Regions from separate parts of the Mus musculus genome. Here all the other regions are linked to region 1. Evidence: chromatin loops called from intact Hi-C (ENCODE). Cell type or tissue: heart. All regions are shown on one strand. Links, peaks and the distances in the headings refer to the core of each region. The heading gives the core; the rest is flanking DNA.

Region 1 (5,050 bases), core at 524-4,523:
TGATTAAGCCTGCAGCTACCAAAACAATATTAGCTGTTCTCAGAGAAATAACCATAACAAGATTAGCAATTCTCCTGCCCCCTGCTCCACACTGAATTCTGACAAAGACCACAAACCACCCTGACCTTGTTGTGAGAATTCCCCTGGCGTTAATAGCTGTGACATTAATAGCTGATCCATAAGTTCAAAATGTACTATTACTTTGCTGACCAAATCATAATAACCCACCATGGGGGCAAGCAAAGTGAGTCACTAGGCCAAAGGGTTACTTAGTCACTATACAAACCAACCAATGTCTGAAAGGGTCACTTGCTACACCAATGAGAACCCTGTTGCTCAAATCTGCCCCTTACAAAGGTATAAAAAGTGTGTCCTCTCTTTGTTCTTGGTCTCTCCTCTGGCCTGCGTGCTGGGAGGGGAGTCCCCAACATGTTAGATCAATAAAAATCCTCATGCGTTTTGCAGTGATGGCGGCGGTCTCTGTGGTCCTTGTGAGTAAGGGTCGTTTGACACTACAACAGGGGCAGGTCCTGCAGAACCCAAGCTGCAGGATCTCCATGACACAGGCCAATAATAGGCTATCTGAAAAGAATTCAAGAGAGGATCCAGTATTGATAGTATAGCAGAAGCCAGAGGTACCAAGCCAGATCAATGATATTTGCAAGCCGTTTGAGTAAAAGAGTAAACTGTGTGATACACCGCAGATTCGACAGAGAGATGGGGTTTTTGTTTTCTTTTGGAGGGTAGGTTGTGAGGGCAATAGGGAATATGGAAGGAAGGAGAGATGAGTGGGATTGCATGCTGTGAAATCCACAAAGAATCAAAAAGTTTTTTAAAAGAAAAAAACAAAAACAAAAAAGGTTATTAAATCAGTTTATACAAAAGGCTGCTCATGCTCTGTAAAAGTTAAAAAGAAGCAATTAAGACATCAAGATCCTTCCCTGGAGCTCTTGTTCCACAGCAACGCCATTAAATGGCCCAGAATTGGCACCGCCTGCAACAAGGGGTTGGGAGGGTGATGGGGTTGGGGTGGCTGGGTCATGAAATGATTAACTACCCTGCCCTGGGCTAACATCCAAGTCGATCCCCTGGAGAGCCTTTAGCCTTTCCAAGCATTGAATATATCCGCTTAGTAGGAGAGTGCCCTTTATCGTCCACTAGGGGGCCCCTCGATTCCTCTGAAACACAGTTCTCAATGTATTCTGACCACCTTGCACCACGTCTTCCGAACTCCTTTCAAAAGATGTTAGATGCTTCAACTGCCGAAGGAAAATGAGTTGGTACAGGCCAGCAAAATACATTGTGTAAACTCATTTAGTGGGTTAGCGAGAGGGCACAGCGATTAAGAGCTGCTCTCGAAAGAGGACGTGAATTCAGTTCCCAGCACCTACATCAGGCAGCTCACAACTACCTGTAACTCCAGCTCCAGGAGATCTGATATTCCTCTGAACACACACACACACACAAATAATTTTTTAAAGAAAATGGAGAGGTGACTCAGCGGTTAAGAACACCATCTGCTTTTCCAGAGCACCAGGGGTCAAGTCTTAGCACCCACGTGGCAGCTCACAACTGTGTGTAACTCCTGTTCTAGGGGATCTGATACCTTCACACAGAAATGCATGAAGTTAAATTACCAATGGACATAAAATAGAAATAAATAAATTTAAAAAAGAAAACCAAGCACACACACCATTTTCAGTAAATGATACAATACACTGAAGTAAATAGATACACTGAAATACACTGATGTAAATAGACACAAAAAAGAAAATGGTCTAAAAACAAAAGCTCAAGTTTAGAATAGTTAAACATTTGGAAATGCATGTTGTAATTCCAGCACTGGCAAAGTTAGACGTGACAGGAGGGTCCAGAGTTTGAAGCCAGATAAGGGTACACAGTGACACACTCATCCATTTTCAGAAGCCATGCATTTGAAAGAGTAAGGAGGGGAATATGGGAGGGTTGAGGAGGAGTGATGTAATGTCATAATCTCAAAAATAAAAACCTAGCCAGGTGTGGAGGCAGCACACATCTTTGATCCCAGTACCCAGAAGCCAGAGGCAGGCAGATCTCTGAAGTTGAAACCTTCCTGGTCTACAAAGAGAGTTATGAGATAGTCAGAGCTATATAGAGGAATTCTATATTTAAAAAGAAAATAATAATTAAAACACACACGGGGGGGGGGAAGAAGGGAGGGAGGAGAGGAGAGAGAAAGAGAAGCAGCCATATATTTCAAATGGCTCACTTATTAAAAATAATGTTGGAACTTCAAGTAAAAGGACAATGAGCTTTCTGCACACACAAAAATTATATAATGGGATTGTTGAATGTGAACACTAACAGCTTTTAAAGAGCATGATATTAAAAAAAAAAAATACATATAGCTGGATGTGATGGTGAATGCCTTTAATCCCGGTACTTGAGAGGCAGAGACAGGCACATCTCTGAGTTTGAGGCCAGTTTAATCTGCATAGAGAGCTGGAGGCCAGCCAGAATTACATAGTCCTTCAAAATGTATCAAAATAATAACAAAAACAACAACAATAATAACAACAACAACAATAACTCTGGCTGGTAAAATGGCACAGCAAGTAAGCTGCCTGCCACCAAGCCTAAAGAAATTATAGAGCCTGGAGAGCCCTATAATTAAGGGCACTGGCTACTCTTCTAGGAGACCCATATTTTGATCCCTGGTACCCATATGTTGGTTCACAAGCATCTGTAACTCCAGTTCGAGGAGATCTGGTGCCCTCTTCTGGCCTCCATGAGCATTGCATGCACGTGGTGCACAACCATGCGTACACATAAAGGGGAAATTTATTTAAATAGAAAATATAAGGCTAAAAATGTGCAATTATAAATTATATACCAGTGACCTACTATTAGTTTTAAAATATTTATACATATATGTATAGTATATAAGTGTACAATGTATACATTTAAATAAATTGAATACATATTACAAGCTCTATGCATGAACGAATTACAATTTTTATTGTGCCAATTAAGCCTGGCTTTTCAAGGAGGTGTGGTCGGTTATGTCATTTAACACGGAAGCTTCATGCTCTCAAAACCCACGCGCTGCCTCCCCGCGGACTGTGGTCTGGTGACCACGTCTCATCACAGTCGGCTAGTCAAAGCTTTTCCTGGGGGGAATCTTGGGACCTGCACGGAACCGTACTCGAGGGAATAGCCTCCTACTTCCTCCCCGTGCTGCACGCCCTTGTGCATCTCCAGGGAGAAATGACTCCTTTCGGACTCGCCTCCGCTGAGCTTCCCAATCACTTGGAACCCGCCCCGCCCCGCCCCGCCCCGCCCCGCCCCGCCCCGCCCCGCCCTCCATCTTCCCTCCCAGTGACGCTACTTCCGGAAGGGGCGTGGCCCACAGGAAGTCCTCGCCTTCGGGAAGAGAAGGCGTTTCCGTCTCCGGTGTCATGGCGGCCTCCTTCCCTGAAGGCGTGCCGGAGACCGAGGACGGGAAGAGACCGCAGTTCGGGCACCGGTTCCTGAGCGACCCGGCGCGCGTCTTCCATCACAATGCCTGGTAACTGCCCTGCATCTCGCCCGGCTCTTCGCCAGCCCGGAGCACTTGGAGAAAAGCCCTGCCCGCTGGCCCTCCTCCCGCGGCGGTAGCTGAAGCGTTCGCCTCCCGAGGACCGACGTTCCCGGGTCCGGGACCGGTGGGCCTGAAGCTGCCCGTTTGGTTTTCACAGGGACAACGTGAAGTGGTCCGAGGAGCAGGCCGCGGCGGCGGAGAGGAAAGTGCAGGAGAACAGCTCCCCGCTGGTGTGCCCGGAGAAGCAAGGTGCGCTCCGTTGTGCCCGCAGTGTGGGACGCGCCTCCTCCAGACGGCAAGAAAAATGGGGGCACCGGGATCGTTTTATCACTGACCTGATGGAGAACTCCGGCCCAGAACGGGTCGGGGAGGGGACGGGTTAGGAGGCAAAGGGGCTGTCTTCTAACAAAGTCTTGAAGCCATTGGGGTTGGACTTTGTTGTTGTTGTTGTTGAACTCTCTAGTTCTACGAGTGTCGCGTTGATGTGGCTGGCCTGTGGCAACCGTAAAGTCGTTCAGTCATCTTAGGGTAGCTTCTACAGTTTACCTTCTGCTGGGACGTTTCCATCAGAGCTAGATTGATGTGGTCGGATCCTAACGTACTGTGGGAGGAGAGGATTAGATCATAACATCTTTTCTTGAGGTGTTGGGTTTGGAGATGTGGGACTTCTACCAAAGAAAGATGCGTGCAGCAGAGTGGAGAGACGAGTCTGCTCAAAGCGAAAGAGGTCATTTCCGAAGACAAGAATAATTCCTTTATAAAATACTAGAACTGGTTGTCCCTGTTTCTAGGAGGCGTTTGAAAGTAAACCTGGAACTTTAAGGTAATAGGCATCAGGGGGTTGGAGAGATGGCTCATCGGTTATGATAATAAGCACTGATAGTTTCTCTATAGTACCGAGGTCACTGGCCAGGCACGTACCTCCTAAGATGTAGGGGTGTAATCTCTTGGGAGGCAGAGACAAGAGGTTGAGTGGGGTCAAGAGCATCCTTGCTACGTAGAGTTCCACTCCTGCCTGGGCTGCATGAGAGCTTGTCTCAAAAATAAGTATATGTATATATTCCAGTTGCAAAGTAGGCACCCTGCCTGCATTGTTAGGTAGATAAGACTAGATAAAGCTTCGTAGAGTTGAGAGGGATTTTGAAAATCATGTAGCCCAGTATCCTCTTTTCGCAGTTAAAGGACCAGTTAGCCAAGTGCAGTGGTGTATTCCTGTAGACTCAGCTCCGTGGGAGGCTGAGGCAGAAGGATCACTGAATTGGAGGCCATCCTGGGCAGCATAGGGTGATCTAGTCTCCAAAACGATTAAACTTGGACCACGGGGCCTTAAGTGCTTTGCCTAGAGGTAAGCAGTCAGTGGTGGATTCCAATTTCTCAGGTTTTTATTCTTTCATCAATTCTAGTCCAGGTCTCTTGTGTTGACAACGAGCAGAAAAAGAGCCCCTATCAGTCTCCTGATTAATCAAAACTCTTCTTGCTTCTGGAAGGCAG
Region 2 (5,050 bases), core at 756-4,755, 360 kb before region 1:
CTTGTTATTATTGTCTTAAAAACTGATTCTCATTTATTGGGATACAATAGTTAAAATATAAATATGGTGTTCCTGTTTCTTCAGCACTGGATTCTAGCTGAGACACAGAGCTCCACGGGCTTTCGATTCCTTTGATACAGAATATGATATTAACCCCTTCACTGTTGTCACAGTCATAGAATTCTTAGGGTTAACAAGCTATTGAAGGACGAGATGTGTGTGACTTCTAGAATCACCAGAAGGTGTCACTACAATCGTCTTGTTTTCTTTGCAAGGATAATTGATGTGGACGGCTTGCAGTTTATATTAAGGGCAGGGGCAGAGAGGGGTGTACTCAGAAACATCGTCCCTCCATTCTTTAGTTCCTTTGTAACCAAATGAATCTGCCTTTAATACTTGCTCCACTGAGAAGCTTTGACAAGATATTTGAACCCATGAGTTACGATTATTCAGTATGGGACCTTAGGGATATCTGCTCTGTTTTGTTTTGATTTGCTGTTTTGAGACGAGGATTCCTGTATTCTAGGCTGGCCTCAAATTTGTTGTGTAATTGGGGATGAGATTGAATTTCTGATCCACCTGCCTCTACCTACTGATGGCTGACATGAGTATGTACCAGCATGCCTAGTTCATGCAGTCCTGTGAATCACATCTGGGGCTTTGCATAGCTAAGCAAACACTTTTCCAGTTGTGCTTTGTCCCCAGAACATAGGATATATTTTTCTTTCATATGTACATATGAAAGATATATATTTATATGTAATATATAACATATTTTGAATGATATATTATCATCTTGAATGATAAAATATATCATACATATATATTTTTTATCTTGCTTATATATGTTTTTAAAAGATTTATTTTATTTATATGAGTACACTGTAGCTGTCTTCAGACACACCAGAAGAAGGCATCAGAACCCATTACAGATGATTGTGAGACACTATGTGGTTGCTGGGAATTGAACTCAGGACGTCTGGAAGAGCAGTCAGTGTTCTTAACCACTGAGCCATCTCTCCAGCCCCTTGCTTATATATTCTAATGTATGATTTAACTAACTTTAAAGTGCTTGAATTTCAATTGGTATTAAACACTCTTAGAGGATAAAGACACAAGTGTGGCTCTTTGCTGAGATCATCTTTATCCTATCATGTAAGACATTTGAATACAAACAATGACCTGTAAAACTCAATTAATTCGGAAATTTTATCTGAGAGTAACGTTTGTAAAAAGAATAAAGAAATTGGGGAATCAAGATTTCTGTGAAAACAATGAAAAGGTGAGAAAACCTGGGTATTCAACAATCATGCAAATTATCTGCTCAAAAGATAACTGTGCAGCCATTGAATAAAAAACACTGTAATAATGCAAAATGGAAAGAAAACTACACAGAAGATATATACACACCACCAATAGACTTATATTTAAAATACATGCATCAGAGAACTTGGGAGAATGCAAGTGGAAAACTGGGAAAGATGGGTAGATTTTTGTCTCTTTCTAGGGGCAAACATGTGTGCTCTGATGTCTTCTGACAGCAGAGGGTGCCTATGACCACGGCATCTGTGCTGACATTCCCTGGCTGCTGAGAAATCTTTTTTTCCCTGACTGTTTGGGGGTTGAAACTGATTTCCCCTTATTATTTTTTTGTGTATTTGTTCAAGTCTCTTAAACTGACATTTCATAGTCTGTTGACATGTGAGGTGGCTGTCACCCTGCACCACACACTGTGAATTGATTTCTTTGTAGTGGATATTGATAAGGTCTTAACCTTGTTTTGTCTGATGTCAACATACCTTTGTTCTATATTTTCTCATGTATTTAATTTAGTTTTGTTGTTTTAATTTTGCTTATTCTACTATTAAATGAATAAAAGATAAAGTTGATGAAGTGCAAAAGAAGCAGAAATATTTTAAAATGAAGACATTTGTTAAAAAATAAACAAAATCTTTAGAAACTAAAGATACTAAAATTAACCATCTGCTAGTGATATCAGTACATTAAACAAAGCCAAAGTAAGCATGAACTGTAAAATGGTCTGAGGGTTTATATGGGGAGAATCCAGTAAAGATTTGGAATATAGGAAAGGGTTAAAGGCATAGGAAACAGGTGTCTAACATTCATGCATACAGGTGGCTGTATTGAAAATATTCAAAAGGGTGTGGCTGATAACTTTTCAATCCACAGAGAGACCTTCAGCTGTTAATTATTGAAGTTCAAAGACTTTTATGCAGAATAAGAAATACATAGGAAAACGTTCCAGAAACTGCACCAAACCCAAAGAGAAACCTTAATTGTATGCTAATAGAGAAGTCAAACTCACCACTTTCAAAGAAGGAACGTATCTCAGTTCTTGATATTTTTTTCCTGGGTGTTGAAATGTTAGGAAGTTTTCATAAGTTGAAGAAGGGACATTTCCCAGATTTGGAGGAATCTAGACAGTGAGAATTTGAAAGTTTAAAGTTTTCCACTAAAGTGTTTAGTCTTTCAAATACTCTGGGTGAAATGCCGCTGCTGTGCTTCTGCGTTAGAGCCAGCAGGGGGAGCCAGGTAGGAGCGGGCTAGACATTCAGTACTGGGATGCAAATTGATGGTTTAAGATGTAGAAAAACTCTCTTCTTTTTAGTACCTTCAGAGGATTAATCCAGGTGTCTAACTGCTTCGGTCCCAGCATTTCATTTACGTTGGTTTAATTTAATGAAATTGAATCTAATCTGAGGACTGACCTCATGAGTTCATGGTTGGAACTCCCATGCTAGGGAGGCATGGAAGGGAGAGGAGACCTCAAACCTCCAATCCCTCGGAACCCTTTTATTTCTCTCAGCATCTTTTTGTTTTTGGAGATGAGGATGCTGTGTCCTTACGGGTGGGGTGTCCTTATGGGTGGGACATCTCCCAACTGAAAGTCTCATGACCTCATTCAGCCGATGTGTCCTTCTTTCTGATCAATTCTAGGATCTAGTCATCTTAACATATTCACTATATTACCAAGTTACAAACATTGCCTTCTTATCCATTTGATTTTGTGCATAGTTTTTTTTTTTTTTTTTTTTTGTTGTTGTTCTGTTTGATATTTTTTCCCCACATTGAACAGGAAGTATTTGCTGGTAAGAAAAAAAAATGAAATTGTCCTTTTCATCAACAGATATTTAAAAAATGATCTCTTTGCTGAACGTGACCCTGCATGCTGTCCTTTAGTCTTACTTATATATACTTTAATAATCATTGCTGCGCACACACACACACACACACACACACACACATTTATCCTATACAACTTGTGACTGTTTTAACACATGGGTCACGTAATGAGTTGTGTAGTGAATGTACTAGGTCCTGAATATCATTAAAAAGCAAATGGGAATACTTAGAACGGTAGCAGAGGGCTTCGGAGTGTATCACAGGCGGGAGTGGTAAGTGCTACGTTATGAAACTTTGATCCCTGTGTGTTGTGTCTGTGTGTTGTGTGAGTGTGGGAGGTGCCCTTGTATCCCCCCAGTCAAACCAATGTGTTGTGATCACAGAAATATGTTACTATATTAACATAATTGTTGCCTCACTACTGTCTTAAAAAAAAGATTTAGTTTTATTTTATGTGTGTGAAGATTTGCCTTCATGCATGTAGGTGTATCACATGCGTGGCTGATACCTGCAGGGGCCGGAAGAGATGTCAGAGTCCCTGGCACTGGAGTTACAGATGGTCATAAGCTGCCTTGTGGGTGCTGGGAAGTGAACCCCAGCACCTCTTGAAGGCAGCAGATGCTTTGAGCTGCGGAACCATCTCTTTAGCCCTTGTGGTAGTAAGTTTGATCCATTTAAACCCTACTCTCTCTCTCTCTCTCTCTCTCTCTTTAACTTTGCAGAAAAAGAGGCGATCTTAAGAAACACAATTAATTATTTAACTGGCGTATCTGCAATGACACGGTTCAAAAGTGAGTATAATAAAAATGAAAGTAAGTTTCTGGAATCACCGCATTGTATTTTAAACTTCTTTCAAACGCCATTTGTTTTTTTCTTTGAGTATTTTCCTAAAGTTTCCTTTGCCTCATTTTAAATGTTGTATCCAGACTTCCCATGCCTTAGCTAATTATTCGAATAATTATTTAGAATGTCATACCTGTAATGACTCCTAAAGGCAAATTACTTTACAGTATACGCACGCTATATTGTAGGGATAACCCCATTGCTCCAGCAGCACACACCCCTCTCGTTTCTGTAAATCTCCATGTGGTTATTCTCTCACTTCAGAAACATGTTGTAAAAGAGCGCATAGTCTGGGGCAGGAAAGCCAGCCAGCATGCTCTCGAAGAAGGAAGGCTCCTGGACTCCGAGAAGGACTCTCCCTTTTTAGACCACATTACTTTTCCTGTCCTCAATGGCTTGCCTTCTGTACTCGCCTCTCGACCATCCTGAACTTGTGCCCAGTTGTTGGCAAACCTTACTGTTTGTGTTATCCTGGAGCGTGCAGCAGAAACGCCTTTGAGAGCTAGCAGTGAATGAACAAAGCCTGAGCTTCCTCAGAAATTATACCCCAAAGGAACTTTTACCTGGCTGCAGTTTGGTTTTGTTAATTGTCTAATTGACTTTAAAGACAAAACCCACTGATGTGTTTCAAAAGCTTTTTGACTCAGAATTCTTTTTTTTTCTTTAAGTTTTTAAAAAAATTCTTTAATTTTTTTTTACAGTCAAGACTTCATCCTCCTTCCCATCTGCCCCCCCCCACCCACTGCTTCCCATCCCATACCTCCCCCCATCCCCTGTCTCCAAGAGGATGTCCCCATCCCCAACTCCACCAGACCTCCCCATTCCCTGGGGCCCCAAGTCTCTTGAAGATTAGATGCATCTTCTCCCACTGAGTTCAGATCCGGCAGTTCTCTGCTGTATATGTGTGTGTGTGGGGGGGGGGGCTCATATCAGATGGCGTATGCTGCCTGGTTGGTGGTTTAGTGTCTGAGAGATCTTGGGGGTCCAAGTCAGTTGAGACTGCTAGTCTTCCCATGGGGCTGCCCTCCTCCTCAGCTTCTTCCAGTTTTTTCCCAATTCAACC
Region 3 (5,050 bases), core at 365-4,364, 810 kb before region 1:
CAATAAGTGAATAAAGCAGGGCTGGAGAGATGACTGAGAAGTCAAGGGCCCTTGCTCTTAGCAAGAGTTCTGTCCCCAGCACCCACTGCAAGCTGCTCACACCTGCTTGTTCAGCTCCATGTCACCTTACCCTTTCTCCTGACCTTCTCAGGCATCCATACACAACCACACAGAGAGAGAGAAAGAGAGAGAGAGAGAGAGAGCGCCTGAGACGGCTCAACAGTTAAAGGCACTGGCCACCAAACCTGAACACCTGAGTTTGGTCCTCAGAACCTACAAGGTGGAGGGCGAGAACTGACTCCAACAGGGTTTCTCCTCTGATGACCTTCACACCGTGTCACAAGCATACACCCACATCCGCACAAATGAATTAATGTAATTTAATTTTTTTAAAAAAGGTACTGAAGACTACAGACCCCTCTGGAGTGGTGTTTACCTTGAAGAAATGGACTGCAGGGGACTCTGCAGACATTGAGTGTCCTGAGGTTCATTTAGATTTTCCATCAAGCTAAGCAAGAGTGACACATGTTATCCTAGCAACCTCAGGTTGGACCAAGGAGTCTGTTTAGCCTGGACTCCACATGAAGGAAGATCTTGATTAGGAGATATGCGAGAGGCATCTACTCTTCTGCCTTAGACTTTCCCCTCGGCTTCCATGGTTGCTTCGGTGAACGTGTTTCACCCTAAGATTTCACAGTGAGGCTGTGTTAAAGGGAAATGCAGCCGGTCAGACAGCCTTACCAGAGAATACAGGAAGGAGTGTGGAACCAGGAGACAACAGCTACTTGGAAGTTCTTTTAAATGTCTAATGCTCTCTACCCCAGCCTCACTGTGACCCCCAGGGACAGAGCCTACCCCAGCCTCACCGTGACCCCCAGGGACAGAGCCTACTCCAGCCTCACCGTGACCCCCAGGGACAGAGCCTACCCCAGCCTCACCGTGACCCCAGGAATGGACCGGAGTGTTTCCATGGTACAGTCCAGGCTGAGGCTCATGCTCAGTGCTTTCTTATCATGCTGGCTTTTGGTCCTCCCCAAACCGTGGGGTCCTGAGCACCTGGGTCTTCCTTTGGTCTCTGCCATGACCCCATATACAGGTTCCGCAGGTACCTTCTCAGCTCAGACACAGCTGGGCCGGCCCTAGGCCTTCCATGTCCATCCAGAGTCGGCCCCTCCCTGTGCAGCATCTGAGAGGAGAGAGTGGGGAGTTCACAGTGAGACCAGGGTTTAAACCGTGTTTTTTAAAAATTACTCACTGGAGCAGGGCATGATAGAGCATGCCTGTAATCCCAGGAGGACTTGCTGTGAGTTCAAGAGTAGCAAGTTCTATGGGTAGCAAATTCCAGGCCAGGCAGGGAGGCTTGTATCAAGATATTCTCTTAAAAAAAAAAAAAGAAAAACAAAAACAAAAATTTTAAAAATAGGAAAGGAAAAGAAGACTCTACTGTCCAGTGATCTGTTGTGCGATCTCACGTTCTGCCTCTGGAGCAATGGGTCTCAATTCTCAACCTTCCTAACGCTGCACCCTTTAGTACACTTCCTCATGCTGTAGTGACCCCTACCACATATCATAAAATTGCTTGCAATGCTACTACAAAACTGTAACTTTGCTACTGTTAAGAATCATAATGTAAAGCCGGGAGTGGTGGCGCACGCCTTTAATCCCAGTACTCGGGAGGCAGACCCTGTCTCGAAAAACCAAAAAAAAAAAAAAAAAAAAAAAAAATCGTAATGTAAATATCCATTTGACAAAAATCTTAGGTGACCCCTATGGAAAAAAAAGAAAAAGGTCATTTGACCCCTCCCCCCAAAAGGGTTTCAAGTCACAGGTTGAGAACCTCTGTTCTAGAGACTAGAGGCCCTGGAACCTTAGATCCTTGTGTGTCAGGGCTTCTCATGGAGAAGTGTGTTCTTGGAATGGAGGAAACCAGGCGTACTAGTCATCTAGGACTGTAGCATGTAGGAAGCTGAAGGCAGAATTGTTAGTTCAAGACCAGCCTAGGCCACCCTCAAATTAAAAAAACATTAAATTATAGAAATTCACCTGTAACCGAAAGAAAGCATTAAATAACAGGAGATGATAGTAAAGTAAGAGATGGAAAGACAAGCCAGGGGTGTGGCTCGGGGGCCCGAGACCCATCCTGACACTGTCACCAAAGCTGTAGCCCGGGATACTTGAGATTCTGTTTAGATAGATAGATGGATGGATAGATAGATAGATAGATAGATAGATAGATAGATAGATAGATAGATAGATAGATAGATAAAGGTGGCTTCCACCAGTAATCCCAGCACTCAGGAGGTAGAGGTAGGAGAGTCAGGCATTGAAGGTGGTGCAGACCTTTAATGCCAGAACTCAGGAGGCAGAGGCAGGCAGATTTCTGAGTTCAAGTCCAGGCTGGTCTACAAAGCAAATTCCAGAGCAGCCAGGGCTAAGTAGTGAGACCCTGTCTCATAAAAGAATAAAAATAAAAAAGAAAGAAATGTTGCCGGGTGTGGTGGCACACGCCTTTGATCCCATCACTCAGGAGGCAGAGGCAGGCGGATTTCTGAGTTCGAGGCCAGCCTGGTCTACAGAGTGAGTTCCAGAACAGCCAGGGCTATACAGAGAAACCCTGTCTCAAAAAACCAAAAAAAAAAAAAAAAGAAAGAAAGAAAGAAAGAAAGGAATTTCACTTCTTTCCTAACCAGTTTTCAGCTACTGTCCCCCTGGTTGACTAAGCAGATGAAGAGCTCCTCTGAAGTTTTCCAGGTCCACGCAGGACATAACCTGTGAGTCCCCCAGTCAAAGCTTGTAGAACCTGGAAGAGCCCTTGGGAGTGCCGGGGTTGTAGTACCACAGGTGACCACAAGATGGCAGAGGAGCGCTGTAGACAGCAGCCTGTGTTCTTGGCCCACTCACAGTTGTTGCTTTCTTCTCTGCAAGTGTATTGCGATTTTCTGAGTCGTCTTTTCCGCTAACTGGTGGTCTTTTTTCTCTCATCTCTGCCCATTTCTTTTTGTTTCTGTCTGCCTGTCCTTCTGCTTCACCACTGATTATACAGAGATTGAAATAGTTTTTAAAATATGTTAACATTTGTATGTGGGCGGGGGGGGGGAGTTGCATGTATTTTAAATGCAACATATTCACTGACACAGGAAAAAAAAGCCTTTTGTTTGTTTGTATTGTTTTGGTTTTTTGTTTTTGTTTTGTTTTTTTGTTTTTTTTTTTCAAGACAGGGTTTCTCTGTATAGCCCTGGCTGTCCTGAAACTCACTTTGTAGACCAGGCTGGCCTCAAACTCAGAAATCCACCTGCCTCTGCCTCCAAGTCCTGGGATTAAAGGCGTGCGCCACCACCACGCCCGGCTTGTTTTGTTTTTTAAAAGACAGGAGTTCATTTATTCCAAACTGGTCTCAAACTCACGTGGTTGACAATGGCCTTGAAGTTTCTGATATTCCTGCGTCCTCTCACCAAGCACTAAAACTACAGGTTTGCATCACCACACCCAGTTTTATACACTGTGAGGGCTTAAATCCAGGACCTTTTGCGTCCTGGGAAAGTCCTCTACTATCTGAGCTCCGTCCCCAGCTACTGCCACTGTTGAAAGGGTAGCTGTAATGGCACCTGACCTCCGGCACCTTATTGCCTTTTGCAGGTCGGCTAGACTGGATACAGGCAGGCTTTCTTGGACTCTAAGGAAAGGCTTTCTGGAACCCCAGCTGGCCACGTCAGGTTCATGTTCCAAATGAGGTGATGCCCGGCCTAGCCCAGTTAGTACCAGCAGTCTGGGAGCTCCTTGGGCTAGAGGCTTGGTGCCAGCAAGGGATTCCCTGAGAGTTCTGAGCCCAAACAGAGGTAGAACAAAGTCCACCTAGTGTTTGACATGGCTCTGGGAAGTGTAAACTAAAGTGGGTCCAGCCAGCTTCTCAGGACCACTCCCTGCCCACAAACACTTCCTCCTGAATCGAAGGCCCTCAGCTGAAAACATCCTCCATTCGCTCCAGGATGTTTCCAGTGTCCGGTCAGAGCCAAAGCCCAGCGCCGTGGACCGGGCCAGCTGCTTTTGCTGGGAACGGCATTGCAGGCTCCAGTTTCACAACGCCAGCCACCACCCTCTCCCCCTCTGAACCTCAGTGTTCCCGAGCGCTTTGGCTTAACATGACCACTAGCAGTAATTCAAGTCTGCTTTGTAAATATCTATCTAGTGCCAAACACCACAAAAGCTTGTTTCCTTTCCTGTGGGGTTAGAATAAGAAACACACACACACAGGGCGGGGTCTCTATGTATGTTTCAGACCGTGTGCGATTGCTTAATGTCCTCTGATTAATTTGTGTCTAGCAGTCATCTTCCTCCAAAAACCATTTTCTTTGTCAAATCATGAGTTATGTAATCAGTCACATTTCCTTTTTCCTCATTGGCTTCCGGGAAGCTCGGTGCTGAATATAATAGTGCCCTCTTCCTCTTATTTTATTGTTATTATTGTTGTTGTTATTATTGTTGTTATTATTTTGGGTTTTCAAGACAGGATTTCTGTAAATTCAAGGCTAGCCTGGTCTACTACTGAATTTCAGCATAGCTAGGGCTACATAGAGAGACCCCGCCTCAAAATAGCATTAAAAAAAAAAGTTAAAATTAACAGAGGATAGTCTAAAGTAACTAAGTATTGTATGTGCACGCCACTGTGTTCAGAAGGCAGAAGTGGGGTTTTATGACAAGTTCTTTACCCTCCCTGAGCCATCCCACCAGCTCAGCTCAAGACAATCTGGTTTGAAGCCTTTAGCCTTGCCACTCCCCAGCCTTGGACGCTCTTTGTGATAAGGTGCCTTGCACTGGTGTGTCTGTTTGGATTGTTGTTGATCTTTCTTCTCATCACTTGACCCAGGGGACTCCTTGTTTACAGTTGTCACTCCACCCAACCTAGTGACCTCCCAGCTCTGTCCTCCTGTTCCCAGCCATGTTCTCTTCCAGATTCCTTTTGTGACTTCCAGGGTGCCATCCCAGGCAGCTTCTGAGCCCCCTGAGGAGTCAGGGCTCAGACCTGGCTCTCCCCCCACAGCCCAACAGGTCA
Region 4 (5,050 bases), core at 470-4,469, 56 kb after region 1:
AAACAGGCATCAGGGCATATGCCTATACTGCCAGCTCCTAGGGCCTGGGACAAAAGGACTGAGAATTTAGAACAATCTTGGCTACATAGTGAGACTCTCTGAAAACAGATAAAGGTGAGTCTGTGTGCTTGGAATGTAGTTCAGTTGGTAGACTGCTTGCCTAGCTTATAATTAATCCTAGCTCTTGGAAAGCAGGAGCAGGAGGACCAGAAGTTTGACAGTATCTTCAGCCAGTGGGAGATCTAGGTTAGCCTCAGCTATACATTAGACCTTTTATCAAAACAAAAAGCTGAAAATGGGACCTGTGGTCTAGAAAGGGCACTGGGAATCCTCTAGCTCTAGCACAAGGTTGGTGAAACTTGAAACGATTAGATAATTGGCCCAGACAACTTGTTTGTGGACCAGCTGGAAGAACTCAGTTTCAACTGTCCATTTCTCTTTCTCTTCTGGTCTCCTCTCCTAATTTATGACACTCTAGTGTTATTTAAGGAGTTATTTTTAGGCTGTGTATAGTGGCTGCATGCCTGTAATCCCAGAACTCTGAAAGAGGTCGAAGGACCCACCACCTAAGGCCAGCCCATGCTGCATAGTCAGTTGCAGGCCATATTCTTTTCAGATTTATTTTTAATTATGTCTGTGTGTGCACATGAACGCACTGTCCATGGAAGCCTTACGGGTGTAGATGTTTTGGAGCAAACCCAAGAACAGTGCCAATCTTAACCACGGAGTCATCTCTCCAGGCCCCTTTCTTTTGGTCTTAAGATACCCAGGCTGGCAATCTTGTTTCATCTCAGTCTCCCAAGTTATGGGAATGTGGGTGTTATTTTCTTGATCTCACTATAATCAAAGAACTGTCTTTGTTTTCCCACTGTGCAGACTTGAGGAGCCACAGTGCACTCCTTTTGTTCATCATTTTCATGCTTGAGACTGACTGCATTCTGGGGGCTCCTCCTTGCCCCCTTTCCCTACCCTTTGCTCCTGACTTGCTCTTCCCCTCTTCCCTTCAAAACGTTCATCTTTCCAAGCAGCCTGGGATCTGGAAGATGACTCCCAATTTGAGTTTTTCTACTTGAGTTCTGAAGGATGGAGAATGTACAAAAAGGAATTATCATCCTTTGCCCATTTGGCAGGTCTCTGTCCAGTCAATATGTGGAAAAATTAATAATAACAGAATTCTACTTTGGAGTACTTGCCAACGCCTGGAAAAGTTCAAGCCGGCTGTGTAAAAGCTTGAATGTTTCTCTTGTGATTCCCTTGTAGTCCTTCAGACACGTTCAGACATCTGGTCAAGGAAGCATCAGAAGAAAACAAAAAGCTGAGTCGTTACTTTGAAGTCCGTGTCTTGGCTCGTGAAACTAGGTGAAGAAAGTGACTTTTTCCCCCTTTGGCGCTGGGGTCAGAGGTGGAACCCTTTCCCATGCAGGAAAGCCCTCCTGTCGCAGGCGCTCACCCTCTCAGCAGACACTCTGAAGAGCAGGCCCCCAGCACCCCAGGAGGGCCATCTTGTCACCGGAGGTTAAGATGGAACCTCCCCCTAGGTGCTTTGAGAGAGTTCCCCGGGGGGCGGGTAGCGACCTCCGCTCTGGAGGGGGGCATGCTGGTGAGGGCTCGGCTGTGATCCCAGGACACCTTTGTCCCTGGAGACGCCAGGCCAGTCAGGTACGTGGAAGGCGAGAGCCGCCGGCCGGCTTTCCGTGCCTGTGGCGTGGCGTGGCGTGGCGTGGGGTCTGGGGACGTGGACCATGGCTGCGGGGGATGGCCGGCTGGCGGACATCGGGTGGGCACCGCGAACTCAGTGACACCCCTTGCCCCGCTCCCGGGCTCTCTCCTCGGATCCATCGCTGGGCAGAGCAACCTCTTTCCTCACCCCAAAAAATGTGTGTAGATGAGAGGCAGGGCGAGCGCGGCAGTCCCGCCGGGTCGCCGCTCCGACGCTGCTCCGCGGCCTGAGGCGCAGCCCAACCGTCGGCCTCCGACTCTGTCTCCACAAAGGCGGGCTCCCGAGGCTCCGGCCCCGGCCGCTTACCCGGCGCCCCCGAGCCGACCAACCACCCCTCACGTCGCAGGCGGGGCCGCAAGCGCCGCCAGCCGCCCGCCCTCAGCAGCCCTGTCAGGCGCGGCCTGTTCCGCCGGTGCGGGGTCCCCTGGTTAACCCCTGCCCGCCAGCGCGGCCGCTGATTGGAGGAGGCGGAGCTCCGGGGGCAGCAGCGACCCTCCCCCCAACACCTTTCCCGTCCCCTCCCCCACGGCCGGCACTACCTCCCCCCCACCCCAGGAACACCCCCCCCCCGTGCCTCCCAGCCGTGCAAATCTCGCGAGGAAACACGCGGTTTCACTAGTGTGTTTACACCGATCACTACTAATCCGGACCGAACCGATCCGGATTAAGGGGCCGGAGGCGGGTCCTGGGCACTAGCGGTTCCGACCCCCCCCCCATCCCGCCCTCCGCGCCGCACCCGAGTGGCCCCCAGCCGAGCGGGCCCCCACTTCTCGGCCCGACCCAGACCCTTCTGCGCCTCCCTTGGCCTTTGTCCGGCGCCAGGAGGCCGGCCCCGCGCCCCCCGGCGGCCGCCCGGGCCCGGGCCCGCGTCAGCCGCCTGGCTCCGTACGCGAGCTCGGGGATCTGCGGCCTCCGTGGCCCCCCTCCCCCGCCCGCCCTGTCGTGGAGCCCGGCGCCGCCGGCGGCTGCCCGGGCGGGGGGTTGCGGCGCTCAGGAGAGGCCCCGGCTCCGCCCCGGGCCTGCCCAGGGGGAGAGCGGAGCGGTCAGCAGCCGGGTCGGGTCGGGGCCCCTCCCGAGAGGAGAGTGGAGCGGCAGCGGCGGCAGGTGAGAAGCTCAGCCCCTGGACGTGGAAGGGCGCCGGGGCCTGGGGTATTAACCGTCCCGGGGGCCCCACTCCAGGGCCCGAGGAGGCTGCGACCCGGGCCGGCGTCGTGCCGCAGCTCCTGGGCGCCGAGGCGGGAGGTGCTCCCCGAGGGCTGCGGGGTCGCCGAGGGGCCGGGCCGAAGATGGACCAGGCCCAGGCCTGGGAGTGTGGCGGTCGGCCTGCCGGGAGAGGCGACTCCGGGGAGCTGGAGGCCTCGGCAGCCTACGGGGCGCCCCCGAGAGCTGTCCCTCGCTCCGTCCGTGACAGGTGGGCCCGGAGTTGGGGAAAGTTTGGAGCCGGCGAGGGGCGCCGGGACCAGGCCCCATCGGTCCTGCTTCCCGGCTTGGGGCCATTGGGAGGATCCCGGTCCAAAGCCCCTCTGGAAAGAGATGGGGTGGGTATTTTCTGATCATGAGTTGACATTAAATGGGGTAACTGCTAGGGCCTCATTTTCTGGGCCAGGCCTGGGGATGGAGGGTTGGGAAATGTTTCCAGAGACCTTGGGATTGGGGAGAGACTGCATTGTAACCTCTGCCTTTCCGACCTCGATTATTAGGGCAGGACAAGTAGTGAGCAAGGCCACCTACCTACTTAGGGAAAACTCGGTTTTCTTCTCAGTCTTTTTTTTTTTTTTTTAAGATGCCTTTCTACCATTCTAACAGTTTCCTAATTCCTTACTTGTGTGTGTGAGTGAAACTTGAATTCGTCACCTTTTCATTCCCCTTTGCTCCAGGCATTCAGTCCAGGAAGGGAAATGAAAGTTAGGACGGGTGTAGGGGATGTTACTGGAAATTATGGAGCTGTTAGATTGCAGAGAAGGTTTGATTCCTTTTTCAGTGAACTTTAATACAAATTTCTGCCAATCACTCCAGGAGTGCCTCCAGTAACTCTGGAATACTAGAATGTTTGAAGGGTTCCTATGTTATGATGCATGCTCTTTTTCTATTCTCAATATTGAAGAACTTTTTAATGGATGATGCAAGAGTACTTTCTCCCATCGGATGGACAAACTTGCTCATAGCATCTACATTAATTGGTCAGGAAAAGAGTTTAAAAATGGTGCCCTCCTGCTCCTCCCTGTTTGGGAGGAGTGCAAGCAGGTACCCAGAGTGGAGAGGAAACTACTGTTCCATGGAGTGGTCAGAAAAAGATTTTGTAAAGGAATTGTTACAGTTACATCAATTTCCTGAGTGAATGTAGGTTGATGGTTTATGTTGGGTTCTACATTACATTTACCATGAAAGAATTCCATTTTTCACTAGCTACTGTGAGCTATTCAGAGAAAGGAGCTATATACAGTAGGGCTTCTTGACGTTATTTGCAGCTTCTGATTCACTCTGGATTCACTTGAAATTATTAAATGACTCATATTTTTAGCTTAACTAGTTCTTATGTGTTTGGGAAAGAAATCTCTAGAAGTACTTAGATTGAAAGGTATCTGACAGGAGTTTTCTATTTGTAAGTTTGCCCTTGTTCTACCCTTCTGCTTAACTTTTACAGAGTTTATATGAAGAGTTTCTTTCTTTTTTTTTTTAAAGATTTATTTATTTATTATATGTAAGTACACTGTAGCTGTCTTCAGACACTCCAGAAGAGGGAGTGTCAGATCTTGTTACAGATGGTTGTGAACCACCATGTGGTTGCTGGGATTTGAACTCTGGACCTTCGGAAGAGCAGTCGGGTGCTCTTACCCACTGAGCCATCTCACCAGCCCCTTTATTTCTTTTTATTTACTTTTTTTTGTAATTTTTTTTTTTAAATTTATGTAGCCCTAGGTGGTCTTGAGTTTGCTGTGTGTAGACCAGGCTGCCCTTAAATTTGTGTCTGTCTGCTACTTATACCTCTTGAATGTTAGGATTATTACGGGGGGTAGACTTCCATACCTCCCTCCCCCTATAAAGACCAAATTAGAATTCAGGAAAAGTAGAAACGATCCTCGTAGGTGAGAACTTGAACTGCTACGGAATCTTAGATAACTGTTGATGACATCAGATAACTTATAGCACTTGAATGTGTATTTCCTTGAGGTTTACAAAATTACTGTGTGTTTTGTTTTACACAAAACTTTTTTCTTTTCAGTTAGTTTTCATGGCTTCTTGTCCCTCTTTCTTTTTCTGTAGAAATGATGGAAGAACTGCATAGCCTGGACCCACGAAGGCAGGAATTACTAGAGGCCAGGTTCACTG
Region 5 (5,050 bases), core at 618-4,617, 110 kb after region 1:
CCAAGTGTATCAGCTTTCAAAGTGTTTTGGCATTCTAATTCCCCACTCACCACCCACTTCTGCAGTTTTACATATCTGAGTATTGTCTGCTCTTCATCTATTTCTGCCTTAAAAACATTTATTCTTATCTCTTCGAATTTAACCCTACAGTCAGGAGCAGTAAATATTAATGATCTTAGCTTCAGAAAATGCCCTGAATTCCTCCACTTAATTCTATTCACTATTGCCACTGTAGCTGAAATTTTTATCCCCCTGTTGAGATTTCAGCCTAACTGGACTCCTTGCCCCTCTATTTGTTCTTTTAGTTTCCTCAGTAGCACCCAATACTACTGAACCCCAGTTCATATGTGCCGCCTCTGTCTCACAAGTCCTTAAAATGGCCCTGCTTGGCTTGTTCCTGCCCCCATCCCTTGCTGCTTTTTCTTTTCTTACCAAGTGGCATTCAGACTGACTACTTTGTTTAAGTACTACCAGCTTTGTTGTTAGTTAAAGCCTTTGCACTTTTGAGGGTGAAGGTTTTAAAACAGTCTTGGGTATTCCATGTTAGCCTTAAACTTACTATATAGCCAAGGCTAACCTTGAATTCCTGTTCCTCCTGCCTCCACCTCCTAAGTGCTAGAGTTAAGAGGTCTGCACCTCTATATCTAGCTTATGCTTGCTCTTGCCTCAGCGTTCTCCCCCTAAGATGTCAATATACCTTCTGTTCTCTGTTTCAAGGAACTCTACTAGAGAACCCAGCTTGAGCACATTATAAAATAAGTCCTCACTGCCTTCCATTCCCCTAACTAGCTCTTGGGCCCCACTCTTTTGACTCATATCTTAGCTGCAGTAAAATGTACTGTGCCTGACTCCTTACTCTCTGAAATGTCAGCTGTTAGGTCAGAACTGCCCAATTTATATCTCCAGTGTCCTGTGGAATTTACTGTGATAGGAACTCAATGTATTTACATGTTGCATAAATTAATAAGGGCATTCTTCATAAAGGAATTGGTAAAATGAATTATAATACATTTATATGTTGGAATGCCATATAGTAAAAGGAGTTTTATATGTGTGTGTGTGAAAACTAGCAATGAAAACTGTCTGTCTGTAAAAATAGTATGATAGAAAATTCAGAGTTCATTTGTGTGTGTGTGTGTGTGTGTGTGTGTGTGTGTGTGTGTGTGTGTGAGAGAGAGAGAGAGAGAGATTGGAATTAAATCATGCCTTATCTTTTTGGGGGATGGGCTGGGGTTGAAACTGGATTTTATTGTGTAATTCTGGCTGTCCTGGAACTCACTGTATAGACCAGGCTGATCTCCCACAGAGATCCATTTGCTTCTTGCCTCCTGGGACTTAAGGTGTGTGCCACCACACCTGGCTAAGCCTTATTTTGTTAGGCAAGCACTCTCACTGAACTATATCCCAAACTCAGAGATGAATATTAAATTATTATGTAATCTCATGTTTAAAATAGGAAATGTTAAGACATAGTATATAATCTTCTAAATTGTAAAAATACTCCATTTGTACAATTCACAAGACCTTAAAACAATGGGGAAAATGCAAGTCTTTTTTGAGGCTCCTAGAGGAGATAGCCACTGCTGACAGATTGTATTTGAGATTTTCACCTTTACTTCAGATAATGTCTCTTATGTAATCAGTCAGTCAATCAATCAATATTTACTTATTTATCTCCCTCCCTCCCTCCCTCCTTCCCTATCAACCTATGTACCTACCTATCTATTTATGAGACTGAATTTTTCTGTGTACCCCTGGCTGTCCTGCAACTCACTCCATATATCAGACTGGCCTTGAATTCAAAGATCTGCCTTCCAAGGATTAAAGGCATGCACTACCACACCCAGTTGAAGATGTATTTATAGTTCATGTATTTGAGTGTTTTGTCTGCATGCATGTCTGTGCACCACATGCATGCACTGTCTGCAGAAGAGAAAAAGATGCTCCCCTGGAACTGGAGTTAAAGGTGGCTGTGAGCTGCCATGTAGTGCTGGGAGTTGAACCCACACCCTCTGGAAGAGCAGCCAGTGTGCTCTTAATCACTGAGCCACCTTTCCAGCCGTAACAATCTTTAAAAAGTTCCATTTTCAGGGCTGAGATGGCTCAGCAGTCAAGAGCACTGACTGCTCTTTCTTTCTTTCTTTTTTTTTTTTAAGTTTTTATTTATGAGTACACTATCTTCAGACACACCAGAAGAGGGCGTCAGATCCCATTACAGATGGTTGTGAGCCACCATGTGGTTGTTGGGAATTGAACTCAGGACCTCTGGAAGAGCAGTCAGTGCTCTTAACCGCTGAGCCATCTCTCCAGCCCCTGACTGCTCTTTCAAAGGTCCTGAGTGAGTTCAATACCCAGCAACCACATGGTGGCTCACAACCATCTGCAATGGGATCTGATGCCCTCTTCTGGTGTGTCTGAAGACAGCTGCAATATATATACTCTGTGTGTGTAAAAATTTTTTTAGTTCCATTTTCCCCCACTATGAAGGATTTATTTAACATAATCTTGTTTTCACCCAATCTTTTCAGATGTTCATATATTATGTATATAAATTTGTCATTTTAGCTACAATTGAGACTTTGTTATGCAAATTATTCTAAGACCTGAAAACAATAAGGAACATTATAATATTACAATTGTTTCATTGTTGGGCATTGCAAAAGCCAAATGATTTTTATTGGATTCACTGAGAGAAACAGTTGTAGTTACTAATTTAGTCTTCATTGGATTAAATAATTCTTGTTGTCAAAGTCTGGTGGATCTGTTTTTTAATCTTTGTCTGTATATATGTCCATATGAGTACATGAAAAGGCTAGGGTTGATACTGGGAAGTCTTCCTTAATTCTGTTTCCACCCATCTGTCTGTCTGTCTATTTATTTTGAGACAGGGTCTCTCACAAGACTGGCCAGTGAGCCTCCATTATCCTCCTGTTTCTGGCCCTAACATTGGGGCTACAGACATGTCCTGCCTAGCTTCTTCACGCTTGCATGGCAAACATTCTACCCACAAAACCATCTCTCCAGCCTTTTAAAACTTTTTTTTTTTTTTTTTTGAGACAGGGTTTCTCTGTGTAGCCCTGGCTATCCTGGAACTCACTCTGTAGACCAGGCTGACCTCGAACTCAGAAATTCGCCTGCCTCTGCCTCCCGGGTGCTGGGATTAAAGGCGTGCACCGCCATGCCTGGCCTTTTAAAACTCTTAATGCCAAACTACTGTTTCTTTGAAAGCTCCTTTAAAACTATGTAGGTATTTTCTCTTTGTTTAAAAAAAAAATGTGTATATGAGTGTGGTATGTATACAGAATGCTGCACTGCTGTACCCAGTTTTTTGTATGAATACTTAGGGCATGAATTCAGGTCTTTATTTCTGTATGCCAGGCATTTGACTAAGAATCCATTCCCCCACTGTTCTCCTTTCTGTCTTTTGTTGTCATTTTAAATTTTAATAAAATAGATATATAGAGTACAAAGTCTATCAGTCATTGTTGGTAATTTTTTAAGAAATATTTTCAGTAAAAATCTAGCATTGGGGCTAAAGAGATGGTTCAGTAGTTGAGCACTAAATGTTTTTCCAGAGGACCTGAGTTCAATTCCCAGCATCCACATGGCAGCTCATAACTGTCTGTAACTCCAAGATCTGACAACCTCATACAGACATACAGGCAGGCAAAACCATAGCAATGTGCATAAAATAAATAACATTATTTTTGAAAGATCCAACATCAAACTAATGTAACATTTCTAAACCTGCAGAATTCCCATCTTTCCCACCATTCTGGGAAATTCATTTTGAGAAATTGAAAAAATACCAAACAGTGGAAATGGTAAGGCAGTATCACTATATACAACAACTGAGAATTAGCCTGTACCATCAAATGATTAGTTTCAGTTTTTAAGAAAAATGTACGCTTATCTAAAAAGATGAAACCCCACCTCCCACACTCCCTTTCGTTTTCCACTCACACAGGGCAGCTCACAGGAGGTAGAACTGTATCATTCTCATGTATCTTCTAAACATTACATATATATGTGTGTATCCATCACCATACAAAGTCCTAAGCTTCATGAAAGAAAATTTATGTTGATGAAAGTCATCGTAATCCTTCAGTCTAGGCTCATCCCCTAACTCCCTACACACACATTGTTTTTAGGCATCTTTTTGTTTTTAGTGGATCTATTGTGGTGCACTTTACAGAGGTATATGTAGTATTTCATCTTAAGAATTTTCCATTGTTCTTGGCAGGCATGTCAGTATTTCCCAGTATTTATTTGGCTACCCTAAATCAATCCCAGGTAAATTTCCTGGTATCTATATGCTAATACTCACAAGCTAATTTAGTGTTTCAAGGAATGTTTCCCTGTTCTCAAAGTCAAAACCAGTCCATTGTTGTATAGCTTTTTCATATTCCACTTCCAGTCTTCCTAGATCTTACTTTTACTTTTCTGCATAGTTCATGGAATGCTTTTCTTCCTGCAAGAACAGTTTACTCCCAAACAGCCTTGGTATTCCCTTCTCTCCTGTGCCATTGCCTCATATTCTAAATTCTAGTAAACAAATCGGCTCTTTGTAAATCCATTCAGTTCTCCTGAATCAATATTAGACCCACCATGTTTTCCATAGGTCTGTGCTTTAAGATATGTTTCACTGGTCTCTCAAGTCTTGATGTCACTCTGTGTATTTATCATTTTCTCCAGCTTCTGTTCAGACTTTTTTTCACTTCTTCACCATCTCTTGACTTCTTGCTTCAATGCAGTTTGCTAGCCTTTAGTCTAATATAAAGATACAGGTGCTTGGAGAAAAGGTTCAATGGCAGAGTGTGCCTAGCATACATGAGGCTTGGGTCAATCTTTAGCTCCACTTGGTTTAATTTACTTTAATATACTTCTTGCCTTGGTGCCAAATGGACCCAGAGGCTGTACTCAACAGCTGGGCAAAGACCGCAGTGTTCCCCTGGCCTATTTAAGGTGTGTAGCTTAGGCCCGGTGAGCTCACTGTTTAGCAAGGGTGACCTTGAACTTTCAGTCTTTTTCCACTTCATAAATATGGCAT
Region 6 (5,050 bases), core at 609-4,608, 540 kb before region 1:
ACTTGCTTAGTCTATGTTAGGTCCCCAGCACTTTAAAACACCTAGAATACAGACTTTAGCGCAATAAGCAATTTTACAATCAACAGTGTTAAGGACAGTCACATTGTAGAGCTGGAGAGATGACTCATGGGTCAAGAGTGCTTGCTACTCTTACAGAGGACCCTGAATTTGGCTCCCAGCACCCATGTCCAGGGGTTCATATGCACTTGTATCTCTAGCTTCAGGGAGTCCAACGCCATCTTGGCCTCTGAGGACACCTTCATGCACATGTTACACACACACACACACACACACGCACACGCACACGTACACGCACACGCACCATCTTAAAAGGGGGAAAAGAAAGACTATTTACATGAAGTGGAGATGTCTCTCAATGGTAGAGCACTTGCCCAGCATGCAATGGGCTCTGGGTCCTTTCCCGGGAAGTACTTATTGGTGCCACCCACACCCCAGTCAATCAGCACTCTGTGTTTTGTGTATGTGACTTTGACTACTCTAGATAAATGAGCTCATGCAGCGATTGTCCTATCCATCCCGTGTCATCCATGTTGTAGTTTGTGTCTAAATTGCCAACCTTTTATAGCTGAGGAACACGCCACCGTGTTGTCCCAATAGAGCATGGGAGCATGGTTTTTATTTTTATTTTTTATTTTTTGCTTTTGGTCCTGGTTTCTTGATGTGGGCACATGAGGTGCTTCCTCTGAGCATGGTGCCCCTGGTACCTGAAAAACAGACCAGACTCACTACGTAGTGAGTTCCAGAATAGCCAGGGCTACATAGAAAGATCTTGTTTCATAAACAAAATCAAAGGGGAAAAATTAGATACATCTATAAAACCTCTAACAAAACAACAACAGCAAAACAATAGCCAACCCACCAGCCAAACCACACTCAAACAAAAACGGAAGTGCATTCACTGGTCTCCTTCCACTGAGGTCCAGGGCTGGTGTCATTGCTATCCTGCACACACCCTCAGGCACTGAAGTCCCTTGTATACTGTCTCCCCATGTGGGAGCTGTTCTGATGAGCTGAGGTGCTTGGTGCTTCTTGGCCATCTTGTCCACTGATGAAAAGGCTCTGGAGCTTTTCCTACTCTGTGGGAACTGCCATGGTCAGTATGTTTCCTTTGTTGTGTTGGGGACCGTCATGAAGATGGAAGAGATTCCTGTCCTTTTACCTCAATGGGGATGACTTAAGGAAGGCTCTGGCCCTGCTATGGGTTGATGGGAAGTGATGGGACACAGGGCAGTTGCTGTGAGGAAGACCCTAAAGGCCCGTCTCAGCCACCTCCGTTCAGGGTTCCATGGAGCAGTCTGCTCCAGGTCGGAAGTGCAGCTTTCTGGAAAGTCCCCTTATCAGAGGGAATGACTCGGAGGCTGTGAACAGAACCTGGCTTGGAGAATTCCCCCTCCCAAGGACGCCCCTGCCTTCTTCCCCAACTCAGTACCGAGTTCCTGATCCGGCCCACAGTCTCTGCTACCTGTGGGAAGGATTTGAGGAAAGTGGTCATTAGAGATGATGTGACCATGAAATTGGCACCTTTGAGGACAAATGCAAATTTCAGAGCGATAAACAAACAAACAAACAAACAAACAAAACAACCCACAATCAATGTCCTGAACTCTTACTGTGTGACTGTCCCTGTGCTGAGAAGATAACAGCCATTTCCAGCAGCCCAGGAGGTGGGAACTATAGTCCCCATTCAAGAACATTCAGATATAATAGTGATAGTAATGGCTGGGAACATAGCTCATTGGTCAGCTCTTGTCTACCATCTATGGCTCAGTTCCCATCATCATCATCACCACCACCACCATTATCATCAACAACAAAAATGCCCAAATATTTTTGAGTTGGTGGTAATTGTCAACTTGACACAATCTAGAATCACAGGAGAAGGTAGTCTCAATGGGGAATTATGTAATTAGGTTGGCCTGTGGGCTTGTCTGTGTATGAGGGATTATCTTGATTATATTAATTGAGGTGTGATGACCCAGCCACTGAGAGTGGTACCATTCCCTAGGCACAGAATACTGGCTTGTGTAATAGCAGAGAAAGCCAGGAGAAGCATATCACATCCACTTAGCACAACAAGAGCTGCCCCTTCCTCACTAAGGGCTCTGATCTCCCAGCCAGTTTTGGCCAGTTTTACAGTATCAGATGTGATTTTTGTTCTTGTGGAGCCAGTCTCCGATTTGCTACCATTGTGGTGGGGGTGCATCTTGCCTGACTGATCAGTAGGGCAGCAACATTAAAATTATTCTAACCCTTTGAGATACGACTCAGACTTGCCCCTTCCCTGATGCTTTCCCCACTGTTATAGATGAACACACCCCTTAAACAGAACTCTCAGCTTGTTCTCCGTAACAGAGCCACTGGGTTGAGACAGCTGAAGATGTCAGAGCTAGAGACCTTTTAGATTTCTAGGGTCGTGTAATCACCCGAAGGCAGTGTTTAGCAGCACAGTGCCACCATGTGCTTGGCGTCCTGCAAAAACCCTGGTTACTGGGTCATTTAAGGTAATGTATGTTGGTGATGGCTAGGGTGCCATGTTCAGTTCTTACCAGTAGATGGCGGAATTGCAACAGTGTGCTTCCAGCAGGAAGCCCGAGTGTGTGTCTGAGGTGCTTAGCCTGGGCTGGAAGAAACTCCAGGAGTCACTTAGCTTATCTTTGAGCCTTTAGACAAACGCAGAGCTTGTTTATTTTAAAAGGAAGCACAGCCGTTAGTTAGCCTGCAAGCTTCATCACAACGTTTGGCAATGCAGGTCACAGAGAGGACATTGTTGTGGAAATATGAATTCCTGGCATGACCCAGTTTGGCTCCTAAATCATGTTCCCACTTTGTCTTGGTTCCATAGCTTGTAAGGTAAAAAGGCAGACTGCGTCATGTTTAAAACTTTTTTCTTATGCTTAGTTAATTAATTGTGTGTATGGTGTGTGTGTCTGTGTTTAGTTGTGAGCTGTCTGATATGGATGCAGGAAACTGAACTCAGGTCCTGTGGAAGAGCAGAGGACACTCTTCACTGATGAGCTTTCTTGCTTGCCTTCTACTTCATTCATTCATTCATTCATTCATTGAGACTAGATGTCTCACTGAACCTGGAGTTCACTGATTTGGTACAACCAGCTGGAGAGTGAGCTCTAGGGACCCACTTCTCTCTCCCTCTATAGAGGGATTACAGACGATGCTGGCTAGTTTTACGTCAACTTGATACACGCTGGCATCATCAGAGAGAAGGGAGCCTCAACTGAGAAAATGTCTCCATAAGACTGAGCAAGCCTATAGGACATTTCCTTAATTAGAGATTGATGGGCCCAGCCCATTGTGGGTGGTGCTGTTCTGGGCTGGGTCCTGGGTTCTATAAGAAAGCAGCTGAACAAGCAAGGATGCACAAACAAGCCAGTAAGCAGCATCCCTCCATGGTTTCTGCATCAGCTCCTGCCTCCAGGTCCCTGCCCTCTCTGAGTTCCTCACTTCCTTCGGTGATGGACTAGGACGTGGAAGTGTGAGCCACATAGACACTTTCCTTCCCAGCTTACGGTTGGTCATAGTGCTTCATCACAGCCACACTACTCCTCACTAGGACACAGAGGTAGCTGCTGGAGGTGCTTTTGTATATGGATGCTGGGATCTGAACTCAGCTCCACAGCCTTATGTTGGATAGAAAGAATCTTGTGTATATGGGCTTTGAACCTGAAGTGGTGAGAGAGAACTCACTCGAAATAATGCACATGAGTAGATTTCTTTTCTTTTCTTTTCTTTTTTTTTTTTTTTCAAGACAGGGTTTCTCTGTATAGCCCTGGCTGTCCTGGAACTCACTTTGCAGACCAGGCTGACCTCAAACTCAGAAATCCGCCTGCCTCTGCCTCCCGAGTGCTGGGATTAAAAGTGTGTACCACCACGCCTGGCTGTTTGCCACTTTTTAACATTGAATCTGTCCGTCTATCTTTCTATATTTATTGGTTGATGAATGTGGTGTTTGTAGTTTTTTCTGTAGGTCTGTGTGTGTCTGGTGTGTGTGTGTGCGCAGGCGCACATGTGTGTGCACATGGATACAGAGACCACAGGTAGATGCCAGTTGTGCCCCACCCCCACCCCCACGCCTCCCTCTCCCTCTATTTATTTGGAGACAGGGTCTCTCAGGGAACTGGAAGCTCATTTATTTGACAAGGCTGGCTGCCCAACGAGCTTCAGGAATCTACTTGTTTCTGTATCTGCTCCTCTTCCCCCACCCCAGTCCTGTGGTTACAGGCATTGACCAGCCTATGCCAATTTTTATGTGGGGTCTGAGGATCCGAATTCAGATCCTTACCCTTGTGTGGCAGGCTCTTTACTACCCGAGCTAACCCCCAGACTTTAAGATTGTGTTTCAATCCCACTTTGAACTCAGGTGTTCTAAGGTTTTCTTTGCCAGCTCCTTGTCATAACTTGAGGTCTGTAAGGAGAGCACTTAGCTTTCCCCGTCCTGACGTATGAGAAAATGCTGTGGAACTCTTCCTTCAGCCCCGTCAGTCTCACCTGTTTCCTTATTTAATTGTTTGCAAACTACATAGCTAGAATTTCCCTGCCGAGTACCACTCATTCCTTGTGCGCAGAAACAGGAATTCTTAACCATAAAAGACTCTCGCAGGCCTCTGTGTACTCCTTTTTCCAAGAACAGGCTTTGTGCTTTGCTATCATATTTTCCGGGGGGGCGGGGGGAGGGGTCAGAGATCCATACAAGGTCAAGAAGTGCTGTTTGGAGCCTTTGTGGGATTCTGTTTATCTTCTCACTGGATGTTTTGACATTGCATCTGGCCAGGCCAGTCTTCCTCCCAGGCCACCATGAACTTGACAACAGTTCTTCTCATTTTTCCCAGAACGTGTGTTTTATTTCCATCCCCTGGTCCCTGACCCCTGACCCCTGACCCTTGCCCTTCCTTGGGGGCTTACTTTGGTTTAGGGAGGCAGTTGCTGCTTTTTCTCCTGTGGTCCCTCTTTTGGCAATGGGAACGTCCTCCCGGAACTCCTCTGCCTCAGCTCAGGGGTTGTCTCATCACAGAGC

Evidence for each region. A loop is a pair of places that touch in the nucleus more often than their neighbours do. Peaks named below come from ENCODE experiments on the same cell type or tissue, not always from the same donor. Only the 100,000 strongest peaks of a DNase experiment are listed, where the experiment ranks them.
Region 2: it touches region 1 in a loop (5-fold over the local background); 12 of 42 quality-filtered maps call a loop at or near these places.
Region 3: it touches region 1 in a loop (4-fold over the local background); 6 of 42 quality-filtered maps call a loop at or near these places.
Region 4: a loop joins it to region 1, with 9 times the contacts of the local background. A loop is called at or near these places in 15 of 42 quality-filtered maps.
Region 5: a loop joins it to region 1, with 2.3 times the contacts of the local background. A loop is called at or near these places in 3 of 42 quality-filtered maps.
Region 6: a loop joins it to region 1, with 5 times the contacts of the local background. A loop is called at or near these places in 20 of 42 quality-filtered maps.

What each region holds. Positions count from the first base shown.
Region 1 is chr11:105,123,060-105,128,109 of GRCm38, forward strand. Mettl2 (methyltransferase like 2) reads left to right here and starts at 3,366. Exons shown (of 9, transcript NM_172567.3): 1 at 3,366-3,547; 2 at 3,717-3,808. The coding sequence starts at 3,438. In heart, for the core only: CTCF peaks have their summits at 1,158 (motif pointing right) and 2,766 (motif pointing left); a DNase peak (open chromatin) is centred at 3,272; H3K4me3 peaks cover 1,717 bases; H3K27ac peaks cover 973 bases.
Region 2 is chr11:104,765,719-104,770,768 of GRCm38, forward strand. It overlaps Efcab13, which reads left to right. Exons shown (of 31, transcript XM_030246468.1): 27 at 3,867-3,935. Among named protein-coding and RNA genes, the nearest start is that of Gm11639, 13 kb to the right of the region's middle. In heart, for the core only: a CTCF peak has its summit at 2,530 (motif pointing right); no DNase peak of the experiment used is centred there.
Region 3 is chr11:104,313,054-104,318,103 of GRCm38, forward strand. All of the region lies in intron 8 of Mapt (microtubule-associated protein tau), which reads left to right. Among named protein-coding and RNA genes, the nearest start is that of Mapt, 84 kb to the left of the region's middle. In heart, for the core only: a CTCF peak has its summit at 2,842 (motif pointing right); DNase peaks (open chromatin) are centred at 2,838 and 4,028.
Region 4 is chr11:105,179,228-105,184,277 of GRCm38, forward strand. It overlaps Tlk2 (tousled-like kinase 2 (Arabidopsis)), which reads left to right and starts at 2,300. Exons shown (of 22, transcript NM_001112705.2): 1 at 2,300-2,824; 2 at 4,985-5,050. The coding sequence starts at 4,987. It overlaps 1700052K11Rik (RIKEN cDNA 1700052K11 gene), which reads right to left and starts at 2,206. Exons shown (of 1, transcript NR_027956.1): 1 at 1-2,206. In heart, for the core only: no CTCF peak of the experiment used is centred there; DNase peaks (open chromatin) are centred at 1,544, 2,234, 2,994 and 3,144; H3K4me3 peaks cover 3,711 bases; H3K27ac peaks cover 3,118 bases.
Region 5 is chr11:105,229,763-105,234,812 of GRCm38, forward strand. All of the region lies in intron 7 of Tlk2 (tousled-like kinase 2 (Arabidopsis)), which reads left to right. Among named protein-coding and RNA genes, the nearest start is that of Tlk2, 51 kb to the left of the region's middle. In heart, for the core only: a CTCF peak has its summit at 2,405 (motif pointing left); no DNase peak of the experiment used is centred there.
Region 6 is chr11:104,587,738-104,592,787 of GRCm38, forward strand. No RefSeq gene overlaps it. Among named protein-coding and RNA genes, the nearest start is that of Myl4, 13 kb to the left of the region's middle. In heart, for the core only: no CTCF peak of the experiment used is centred there; a DNase peak (open chromatin) is centred at 2,574.